Linked DNA regions of Homo sapiens: all the other regions are linked to region 1. Evidence: chromatin contacts called from ENCODE Hi-C or POLR2A ChIA-PET data. All regions are on one chromosome and are shown on one strand. The core of a region is the stretch at or near the end of the contact, and the rest is flanking DNA. Distances in the headings are between cores, read along the strand shown.

Region 1 (3,611 bases), core at 490-2,989:
ATCAAATTTGAGAATTTGTTTTTGTCTTGCAATTATTTTAGGAAAGACTGCTGCTGAGAGATTAAACCACTTCAATTAAAAATAAAGAGCACTGTCCGGATGTAGTGGCTTAAGCCTGTAATCCCAGCACGTTGGGAGGCTATGGCAGGAGGATCACCCAAGCTCAGGAGTTCAATACCAGCCTGGACAATGTGGCAAGACCCGATCTCCACAAAAATTTAAAAAAATTGGTCAAGCATTGTGGCACAGGCCTGTGGTCCCAGCTACTCGGGAGCTGGGATGGGGAAGATCTCTTGAGCCCAGGAGGTAGGTCAAGGCTGCAGTGAGCCATGTTTGTGCCACTGTACTCCAGCCTGAGCAAAAGAGTGAGACCCTGAGTTCAAAATAAAATAAAATGAGAACATATATTTGTACTTGTTTCCAGATAACTTACTTAAGTATAGAATGCAACAAGATTCCAGTACATAAGGCATATTTTAGGAGATGTTAGGAACTAAAGATAACGACAGTGAAATAATGTATACTCAAAATCATCACAGAAGATTTCCTAAATCACTCATGAGGTATCATATACACTCATGCACCATTCGGTCAATAGCAGACCACATTATACAACAGTGGTCCCTTAAGATCTAACGGAGTTTTGATGCCAGTATTTTTACTGTAACTTTTCTATGTTTAGATATGTTTAGATACATACTTACCATTATATTACAATTTCTGAAGGTATTCAGTACAGTAACATGCAGTACAGGTTTGTAACCTAGGAGCAATAGGCTATACCATATAGTCTAGGAGCGTAGTAGGCTACACCATCTAGGTTTGTGTGGTACTCTCTACAATGTTCTCACAATAACAAAATGGCCTAATAACACATTTCTCAGAACATATCCCATTAAGTGACACATCACTGTAATACTGTCACTCAGTAAGGCCTACATAGAGTTTTCTCTTGCAGCGTTCCTTCGGTTGAGCACCAGATGAGAAATACTTGGCTTGCCTTTAGAGACTGGACCATACTATATAGTATGGTGGGAAGTCAGTACAGAAGAGGCCTGAAAGTGCTGAGACAGACTGAGGGAAAAGCAAATGTTGATCATTATTTCATGCTCAAGTTTAATGGTAAAGAAAACTATTCTTACCCATTAAAAGTATTTCTGACTTTATTTTTTTCACGCATATATATTTGATTTCATATAACTTAAGGTACTCATAATACAACTATTCTATACAGCAAACAGTTTACAAGTTCTCTTGGAATTCAATGTAATGGATTTATTATTATTATTACTATTATTACTACCACTACCAACTAATAGTTGAATAGTATTGGATAATCTATAGAAACTCTCAATTCTAATGATTATCTTATGTGATCACTTGTATGCAAAGCAGAAATTATTACTCCTTCATAAAAAAAGAAGCACATGATGCTCAAGGGGTGTCTGTTATTTGCCTGTGTGTATACATCAAATACATAAGCATCTTCTAACTTCAATTCATGGATTCTTACTACAAAAACCATAGTGAGAAACACGTAGAAGAGATATTCTTAAGGCAGCAACTAGCTAATGTAATGATGAATAGCTTGAAGATTTTTAGAACACAAGGCATTCTAGTTTCTCAGTGAATAATCAAATTATATGCTGATTTCAGCTTTTCTGCTCCTCTGCCTTGTCAATTAGTCATAAAACACTTTTATACCACTGCCTGACACAAGGTGGCCTCCTATACATGACAGAATAAGTGGCCAGCTCACTTTTTTACTGCCATAACTGATGGATACACAGGGACAAATATTGTCAGTCTATAATTATACCTGGCTCCTCCCTATCCTCAACAAACAAATAGGGTAAGAGTGAAAATACGCATGTAAAAGTTCGAAGCTTATAAGCTATAAAAGTACAAAGCTTATGAGCCTTTATAAAGGCTCATAAAATTCTGACTATCCTAAGCTTGACTTCACACTGTTTCTCAGAAACACCTAACTCTCTCAGAATATTTTCCATACCTAAGTGTTCTCTTTACCCTCCTTTTTGATCACCCTCTTGCCTTCTTAGTTCATATCACTGGCTCCATCAAGATCTAGTTCAGCTTTCCCCGACTATCCATAATGTTTTAGAAAAGGTTTAAGGGAAGCTAAATGCTAAAACATTTTAGAAAGTCAGTTTAATACAAAGAACAGAGGCTCCACTAAGATTTATCTGGGTCACATATGCCAGGTTAGAAAACCTGGTTCCTTCTCAGATACTCTACTTCAAACAGAAGAAGATATTTCATTTTAGCATGTTGCCTAAAAATGTATTTATTTGAACTTTAAAATTTAAATACAAGTATTACTTTTTAGTCACCTAATCCTCTGAAATACTCTAAGTCTTTTATACTCATCCCTTAGTCCTACCTGCCCTGTTGATGTCAAAGCAAGTGAAGACTGGCTCCCAGCACAAACTTTGCGAATGAACATTCCTTGTAAAGCTTCAATAACTTTAGGTTTATACACTCTGTTGGTATCACCATGACCAAGTTTACCTATAAAAACAAACACATTAAACAATTTACTTGTTTTAAAGAACCTCTACTCTTTTTAACACTACTAAAGTTGATAAGGAGCTCTAATGTTTCCATCACTAACCTGGCAGATATGAAAAGCTATGTTTCTGATAGCTGAGGATGTTAACAAACGAGCATTTTTATTACAAGAAAGTTAACAACCACTGATAGCCTTTTATATCTTAATTTCAAGCAATTAAAATCAAGCAATTTAAAATCACTTTAAAAGAAACATAGACAATTATTTTTCTGTCTTTCTCCCCCTTTAATGGCTATATTTCTAACTTCAAATTTGCTGACAAAATATACAGGTACTATATGCGTATAATTTTTCATAAACTTTAAAAAAGAATGTATATGCATATAATTTTTCATAAACTTTTTAAAAAATCAATAGCTCATGAAATTGAAAACTGGACAAATCATTAAAGAAGAAAAACAAATGGCCAATCATCTACAAATCCAACCACACCAGGAATAAAAAAAAGTATAAATTAAATGATACCATTTTCACTATTGAAATTATTTAATTAAATTTAATACATGCTGTTGTTGAAGACTATGGGGAAGTAAGCATTCACACTGCTAGTAGGAGTGACTAATTAAAGTAGACATAGATTTAGTCATTCATTGTGTTGTTAATACTGAAAAAAATTGAAACCATCTAGATACTCAACAATAAGAAACTGGTTTTATAAATTGTGCCACCATCAAATAAAAGAACACTTCAAGCCATTTAAAAGAATGATGTAGAGTCATGCTTGTTGATATAAAAAAGATACTCATGCCGGGCACGGAGGTTCATGCCTGTAATACAAGCACTTTGGGAGACTAAATCTGGCAGATCACTTGAGCCCAGAAGTTCGAGGCCAGCCTGGGCAATAAAGCAAAATCCTGTCTCTAAAAAAAATACAAAACTTAGTCAGGCATGGTGGTGCATGCCTGTAGTCCCAGCTACTTGGGGGGCTGAGGCAGGAGGATCGCTTGAGCCCAGGAGGTTGAGGCTGCAGTGAGCCAGGTTTGCATCACTGCACTCTAGCCTGGGTAACAAAGCAAGACCC
Region 2 (3,611 bases), core at 330-2,829, 320 kb after region 1:
GGGATTACAGGCGTGAGTCACTGCACCTGGCCTTCTCTATTTTTAACAAACCCTAATAAAGCATTTACTAGGTTCCAGGCGTTGTGCTCAGCACTTTACAAGCATTCCCTTTTTTAGTCCTCATAAGGGCCCCACGAAATAGGTAATTTTATCATCCCCATTTTACAAACGAGGGAACTAAAATACAGAGAAGCTAGGTAACTTGCCCAAAGTCACACAGCTACTAAGTGACTGAGTATTGGATTAGAACAAGATGGCAGTTTGGCACCAGTGTCTGTGCTCTTGACCACATCCTTTGTGAAGAGGATCCAGGGTCTGCATGGTGCTAACAGCACTTGGAGAGAACCTGACAGCCCATACAGCAACATCCTCTCCACATCCAGTACATCTGCCCCAAATAAGTCCATATCAGAACTGGGTTCGCTCATGCCCTATAGGCAGTCTAACCTGAGTCATGGACAACCACCAGTTCAGGCTAAATCCAATGAAGTTTTTTGGAAAAATCTTTACTTGTATTTCATATATACAAAAAGATATCAGAAATAATGTGGCTGAGCACAGCGACTCATGCCTTTAATCCCAGCACTTTGGGAGACCAAAGTGGGAGGATCGCTTGAGCCCAGGAGTTTGAGACCCCCTAGGCAATATAGTGAGACCTCATCTCTACAAGAAATTTAAAAATTAGCTAGCTTTGGTGGCGTGCATCTGTAGTCCCAGCTACCCGGGAGGCTGGGGCGGGTGGATAGCTTGAGCCTGGGAGATAGAGCCATGATCGTGTCACTGCACTCCAGCCCCGGTGACAGAGTGAGACCATGTCCCAGAAAAAAAAAAAAAAAGAGTATTAACAGTAGTGGTGCATCAGTAATGAGTTTGAACCCCAACAATTCACTGGCTTGTTTTCTACCATGGTATTAACACATGCAGAAAACCACCTGGGATATGAGTGCAATGAGACTTTTATAGCAATCCTACCCCTTCCTAGTAAACTGGCCCCCACTAACTACAGTTAATTGTGTCCTGCTGGACACATCTGCAGTTTTGGTAGCAGTTGCTTCATGGTGGAGCTGGGAAAGCTGCTTTTTTTTTTTCCTTTTTTTCTTCCTTTCTTTTATTTTTTTCTTTATTTTTTGAGACAGCATCTCACTCTGTTGCCAAGGCTGGAGTGCAGTGGCGCAATCTTGGCTCACTGCAACCTCCGCCCCCCAGGTTTAAGCAATTCTCTGCCTCAGCCTCCCGAGTAGCTGGGATTACAGGCACGTGACACCATGTCCAGCTAATTTTTGTATTTTTAGTAGAGATGGGGTTTCACCATCTTGGCCAGGCTGGTCTTGAACTCCTGACCTCGTGATCCACCCGCCTCGGCTCCCAGAGTGCTTGGATTACAGGCGTGAGCCGCTGCACCCAACCTAAGCCACCACGCCCGGCCATAAGCTTCTTATTTGTAACGGTCTAAGAAAGCAGTGGATAAATAATTAGTTGAGCGTGGTAGCTCTCATCTGTAGTCCCAGCTTCTTGGGAGGCTGAGGTGGGACAATTGCTTGAGCCCAGTAGTTTGAGGCTGCAGTGAGCCCTGATGGTGCCTTTTCACTCCAGCAGGGGCGACAGAGAGCGACCCTGTCTCAAAAGCAAAAACAAGAAGGTAGTGGCTCCTACTGGGGCTCAGAAAGCAATAACCCAAAATATGGCTCCTTGGTGTGCTGTGAATTAAAGAAGAATAGAAAGCCTCAGAAGCAGCCTCAAAAGCAAAGACTCTCTCTGACCATATCCTGCCCTGCTGTCTCCTGCCCCTTCCTCCTCCAAAGGGAGTCATAGAAAACAGAATCTGTCTTCCCCAAGGGAGGAAATAGAAACCAGAACCTCTTTTCAAAGCAAGCCATACCAGTCTGGGAAACATGGCAAAGTCCCATCTCTACAAAAAAATACAAAAAAAAATTTAGCTGGGCATGGTGGTATGCACCTGTGGTCCCAGCTACTTGGGAAGTTGGGGTGGGAGGATCACTTGAGCCTGAGAGGTTGAGGCTGCAGTGAGCCATGATTGTGCCACTGCACTCCAGCCTGGGCAACAGAGCAAGACCATCTCAAAAACAAAAACAGTAACAACAACAAAAAGCAAACCACAAAACCTAGAAATATTACTCTAACTTTCCCCCGCCTTTCTGTGCATGAGCTGGCCATAAAGAAATTCTCTGACCTGCCTTATCTAACAGTAGGTCATAAGACTGCCCCATACCCAGGAGGAAGGAATGCTACACAGAAAGGCCAAGAAGAATCTGAAGAGATAGTCCTTGCTGGGTTTCCCCACTTAGTCCATTACCATTAGATCGCACTTTTTGTCCAATCACATTTCTACACAATTGTCCACTCTTCGTCAAACCTAAGCAGAAAAATAAGACAGTTTTCCCTGGGTCTTTGGATTCTTCCTATCTGAAGCCTGCTGTGTCACATAAAACTTGGATTGACCACATTTGTTATGCTTTTCTCTTGTTACCCTGTCTTTTGTCACGGGGGTGTTGGCCATGACCTTTATGATGGGTGAGGAAAGGTATCACACCTTCTGCCCCTATACTCCCAAAGTTGTGAACCCTCAGGGCTCTGGGGGGTTATTAAAGGAGGGGGGAGCCCAGTGCTCAGCTAGCATTACTTGTAAAGCAGAGTTATTAACCCGGGGTCCACTGGCTCCTTAGCAAGTCTGTGAATGTCCTGGAGTCACATGCAGTTTCATGTGAGTGCCTTTTTCTCCCTAGGGAGAGGGCCCATTCCACATCTTTTATCTGATTTTCCAATTGGTCTGACTTTTCAGAAAGGATAATCATTCTTGTAAATCAGGAGTTTGCTAATGGCACACAGGCCAAATCCAGCCCAATGCTGGAATTTTGTACAACCCACAAGCTAAGATGGTTTTTATATTTTTAAACGGTTGAAAAAATTAAAAAGGAAAATATTAATTCATGACACATGAAAATTATATGAAATTCAAATTTGTGTCCATAAAGTTTTCTTGGAGTGCAATCATGCTTATTTGTTTACAGACTATCAGCTGCTTTTGTGCTACAAGGGCAGAGTTGAATAGTTACAACAGAGCATATGGCTTGAAAAGCCTAAAATATTGCCTATGTGGCCCTTTTCCAAAAACGTTTCCTAACCCTTGCCAAACATGGACCAGATAACACTACTTCTGACTATATATGTACCTCTATTTTTCACTTCTATGTAGATACCATTATGATTAATAAAGTTTAAATTCATGTTCTAATATAATTAATGCAGTAGATGTTAGTTTTTTGACCCCTCTCACTCTACTATAGAATTCCCACCATGTGAGTCTTGCTGGGGGGACAGAGTCCACCTCCCCACACCAAAGGTCAGATTTTCTTTTCTCCCGCCTTCTTGGCAGCCAGGACATGGACATGTGACTTGAGATCAGCCGACTAGAGATCTCAGCTAGGACTAGGAAGCTGGAGTGAGTCACACAAAAATGAGAAATCACTCTGGCAGTAGCGGAGACAACAGAAGTCACATCTAGCTTCCAGGAGCAGCAGGGCCAGCAGTTCAGGTGACTCCTGTAGCAATGATCCACTTGGAGTTGCATGTCAGTAGTGTCCTCACCAGAC
Region 3 (3,611 bases), core at 679-3,178, 260 kb after region 1:
TTTACAAAATGTCTAGAACAGGCAAATCCACAGACAGAAGGAAGATTAGTGGTTGCCTAGGGCTAGTGGGTTTGGGAGAAGCAGAGAGTGACTGCTAATGGGTAAGGGGGTTTTTTGGTAATGAAATGTTCTAAAATTGATGATGATGATGGTCACACAACTCTGAATACATTAAAGCCATTTAATGGCTTTAATACACTATATGCGAATGTACTAATGGCTTTAGGACACTATAAATGGGTGAATTGTATATAAATTATATCTGTTTTTTTAAAAAAGAACCATAAAAATACTCACATGCTTTCACCAGGTGATATCAACTCTACCCTATATGCAGGTTCTTTATGAAGCACTTTTCATATATTGGCCTCAGACAGTATCTCAACACCCTGCACAGTCAGTGCTCTCCCCATTATAGAGATCAGGAAGTTGAGACTCACAGAGTTACAGTCACAGAGCCAATTTGCCACAGATCTAGAACTTAAAGTCAGATTATCTGAGTCCAGGTGCATTGTATTCTGGGAATTTGGCCTCTAGAGAGACTTCAAATGAAAGAACATAGTTTCATAGACAAGAAAAAGCTGGAAACAAGCTAAGCATTCTCCACTAAGGAACAGCTTTGGCAATCAGATGTTCTGGATGCAATAGACAATTATATAAACATTAAAATAGCAAGTATGAACATCATAAGGGACATGTTTATAAAATAATAAGTGAACATGCACAAATGATATGTATGGTTTGATTCAATTTTTGTATTAGAGAACACAGATGCAAAAGTGCATGAGGATAACAAATAGTTGAGTGAAACTTTTCCTTTTAAAATTTCCTGTGTTTTAAAAGTAAGAAAATGAGAAGAAACACCTGCATAGACATCCCTAACCAACAGAGCAGTGCACTGCTGTCATCCAATCAAGGGTGTACTTGAGGGACAGGCCACAGAGCTGCAGCATCACCAAGGGCCTTACAGATGACAGGGGAGGAAAGGGTAGGATCCCCTTTTCAGTCTGCAAACATAAGACCTCTTTGTTTAAAGGAGGCATAGGAAAGTTGGCCAGAATTTATTGTCACAGCTGATCCTTCCCTCAAGGTGTCCTGGACATGAGGCCCTCCTCTATTTTCACCTCCTGTGCATACCTCCATCATGGGATTCAGCCCATTTTACTGAAATTCTCTATATATTATTCTCCCTTAGTAGACTGTAATTGTCCAGCCTTGTACCCCCAGGCACCAACTACAGTGGATACACAGTAGATCTGCAGTGCATGTTTTCTGAATGGACTTGGGCTAGTATCTCTTCATTACCTGCCATCCTCCTGAGCTAGACTTTTACAGACCAACACTTAGTACAGCTTCCTGATCAGTGTTGCTGTCTTCAGCCCTCCACCCACACACCCAATCCACACCCCACATTCCCCAGTATATTGTCCTACAACGCAGACATCATCATGTTCTCTGCTCAAGATTATTTTCTCCTTCCCATCAAGCCTGAGCTCCTTGGCCAGGCCCCAGGGGCCTTTCACCACCTAGCCTCATTCTACTTGCCCAAATGTACTCTGCTTCCCAGCAGACACACCCCAACACACTCATTTCCACCTCTGGGTTTCTGCTAGCCCTATTTGCCTAAACTAGGAGGTCGTCTGCCTACCCAAATGCTACTCCTGTTTTAAGTTCAAGTTCCAGCTCCTCCTGGAAGTCTTCCCTGACCATGCCACCCCCCAGGAATCCTCACCTTGGAATATGTTAGCTCCTAAAGTTCAGTACACTTAATTGTCTCTTTATGCTCATTTCTTTACTGTGTTTGCCTTTCCCCCCGCCCCTAAATTAGGTTAATCTGTTAAGGGCAGGGCAATGTCTTACACTTCATCTGTGTGACCCACCACACCCACTGTAAGAGAGGCACCTTACAGCAGCTCAAGACTTCGAGGTGGTTAGCACTAAAAATCTGAAACACAGTCATGATGAGTAACGACAAAAGCAGTTTCCAGTGGCACAAAGGCTTGTTCTAGGCAGCCAGCACAGTTGGGCTGTGGGTAAGAGGGTTTGTCAAAGGGCCTTAGAATTGTAAACCTATGCCACTGAAACAAACTGAGTTCTCTGTAGCACCTGATGGTATAAACCAGTGTTTCTCAAAGTGTGACCCGAGACCAGTAAGATCAGGATCATCTGGGAACCTGTCAGAAATGCAAATTATCAGGCCCTAAGCTCAGACCCACAGAGTCAGGAACTCTGGGGGTGGGGCCCAGCATCTGTGGTTTGATAAGCCCTCTGAGGATTCTAATGCCCACCAAAGTTTGAGAACCACGAGTTCTCACGCAACAGGAATATCCTGGTATGCCAGAAGGTTCAGTTTCTTCTATCTCTAAAGACGGCCTATAAATATCATTTTTAACTTATGTCTTTCTGTTTACTACTACTCTCAATAACAATAGTAATAATATAACAACAGTATTGACTGCTTAGTGTCCTCTGCCAACTTTCCCAACTACAGTTTTCAGGAGCAAGAAGTTATCAGCATAGGTATAGGCATGGGGATCCGCATTCTTGGCTTTTTCAATGTGATGATGATCCCTACATTTGTCTCTCAGCCTCAAACCAGTTATTTCTCATCACTCCCAAATCCCAGCTGACCACTTCAGGCAAAGTCCCCACCCGCCTGCCTTAATGTCTTGATTTTCAGAGTTGGCACTTTAATTGTTCTGAGCCCCTACTGCAGTTTTGGTCTCTCATTTGTCTACCCATCCCCACTTCGGAAAACAATGGGTCAGTCTGCTACCAGCTTGGGTTTTATCCCATTCATGAAGACAAGCTTCCCATGGACTCATTCTTCAGCACCTGTCCCAGCTCTGCATGTCAGTGGGTGGGGTGGGTTTGTGTGTAGAACAGCAGCCGAGCTTCCTGTAATCTTGTTTATAAACTGTTGATGCATGTCCTGACCGCATCACAAGAGGGTTCACAGGGAAGCCGTCAGTCTTGGGGCAGAATCTGCAGGGCACCAGCAACCCCATGTGGAGGTGGCTGACTCATTCTGTGGTCTCCTGTCTGGGGACATAGCAACAACACAGACCCAGAGCTACTTGGCAGAGGGCCCCACTCATGGTAGGCACCCAATCTGAACCCTCCAGATTAGCATAAAGGCAGGACAATGGAACAGATAAAGCCATATGCAAAGGATCAGGATCAACAGCTCAGGTTGGAGTGGAAAAAACACAGGTGGAGGATTGGCTGTGCTTGTGGCTTTGCACCCCCAACTACGTGACTTCTGGCACCAAGTCACCTCTTGCCTGTGAGCCTCTTTTCCCTAAAAGTTAGAGAGTAAAGATGATCTCAAGCTGGGCACAGTGGCTCACACCTGTAATCCCAGCATTTTAGGAGGCCGAGGTGGGTGGATCACTGGAGGTCAGGAGTTCCAGACCAGCCTGGCCAACATGATGAAACCCCATCTCTAACTAAAAATACAAAAATTAGCCAGGCATGGTGGCGGGCACCTGTAATCCAAGCTACTCAGGAGGCTGAGGCAGGAGAATCGCTTAAACCCAGGAGGCGGAAGCTGCAGTGAGCCTAGACTCAAAACACTCAAGTGTTTGTGGAAGTGTTTAGGAGAAAAACAA

The links. A loop is a pair of places that touch in the nucleus more often than their neighbours do. ChIA-PET counts read pairs that join two places held with the same protein, here RNA polymerase II (POLR2A). Pooled maps may share reads with other maps.
Region 2: a loop to region 1 is called in a map of HepG2, with 26 times the contacts of the local background. The contact joins two enhancer-like sites. A Hi-C loop is called at or near these places in 117 of 168 maps with a recorded cell type or tissue (A673, B cell, CD14-positive monocyte and 67 more), 37 of 37 single-sample maps with no recorded cell type and 50 of 50 pooled maps. POLR2A ChIA-PET finds 5 or more read pairs at or near these places in 9 of 52 experiments (CD4-positive, alpha-beta T cell, CD4-positive, alpha-beta memory T cell, CD8-positive, alpha-beta T cell and 6 more).
Region 3: a loop to region 1 is called in a map of naive thymus-derived CD4-positive, alpha-beta T cell, with 19 times the contacts of the local background. The contact joins two enhancer-like sites. A Hi-C loop is called at or near these places in 9 of 168 maps with a recorded cell type or tissue (B cell, CD4-positive, alpha-beta T cell, CD4-positive, alpha-beta memory T cell and 3 more), 20 of 37 single-sample maps with no recorded cell type and 16 of 50 pooled maps. POLR2A ChIA-PET finds 5 or more read pairs at or near these places in 8 of 52 experiments (CD4-positive, alpha-beta T cell, CD4-positive, alpha-beta memory T cell, CD8-positive, alpha-beta T cell and 5 more).

What each region holds. Positions count from the first base shown.
Region 1 is chr15:63,750,557-63,754,167 of GRCh38, forward strand. It overlaps HERC1 (HECT and RLD domain containing E3 ubiquitin protein ligase family member 1), which reads right to left. Exons shown (of 78, transcript NM_003922.4): 8 at 2,402-2,529. Among named protein-coding and RNA genes, the nearest start is that of HERC1, 82 kb to the right of the region's middle. Within about 2 kb of position 1,740, at least 2 of the 41 ENCODE cell types and tissues checked have a DNase peak (open chromatin) inside an H3K27ac peak, as active enhancers do.
Region 2 is chr15:64,068,057-64,071,667 of GRCh38, forward strand. No RefSeq gene overlaps it. Among named protein-coding and RNA genes, the nearest start is that of DAPK2, 23 kb to the left of the region's middle. Within about 2 kb of position 1,580, at least 5 of the 41 ENCODE cell types and tissues checked have a DNase peak (open chromatin) inside an H3K27ac peak, as active enhancers do.
Region 3 is chr15:64,007,948-64,011,558 of GRCh38, forward strand. All of the region lies in intron 2 of DAPK2 (death associated protein kinase 2), which reads right to left. Among named protein-coding and RNA genes, the nearest start is that of DAPK2, 37 kb to the right of the region's middle. RefSeq lists a silencer at 1,815-1,874 and enhancers at 2,245-2,334, 3,192-3,241. Within about 2 kb of position 1,929, at least 16 of the 41 ENCODE cell types and tissues checked have a DNase peak (open chromatin) inside an H3K27ac peak, as active enhancers do.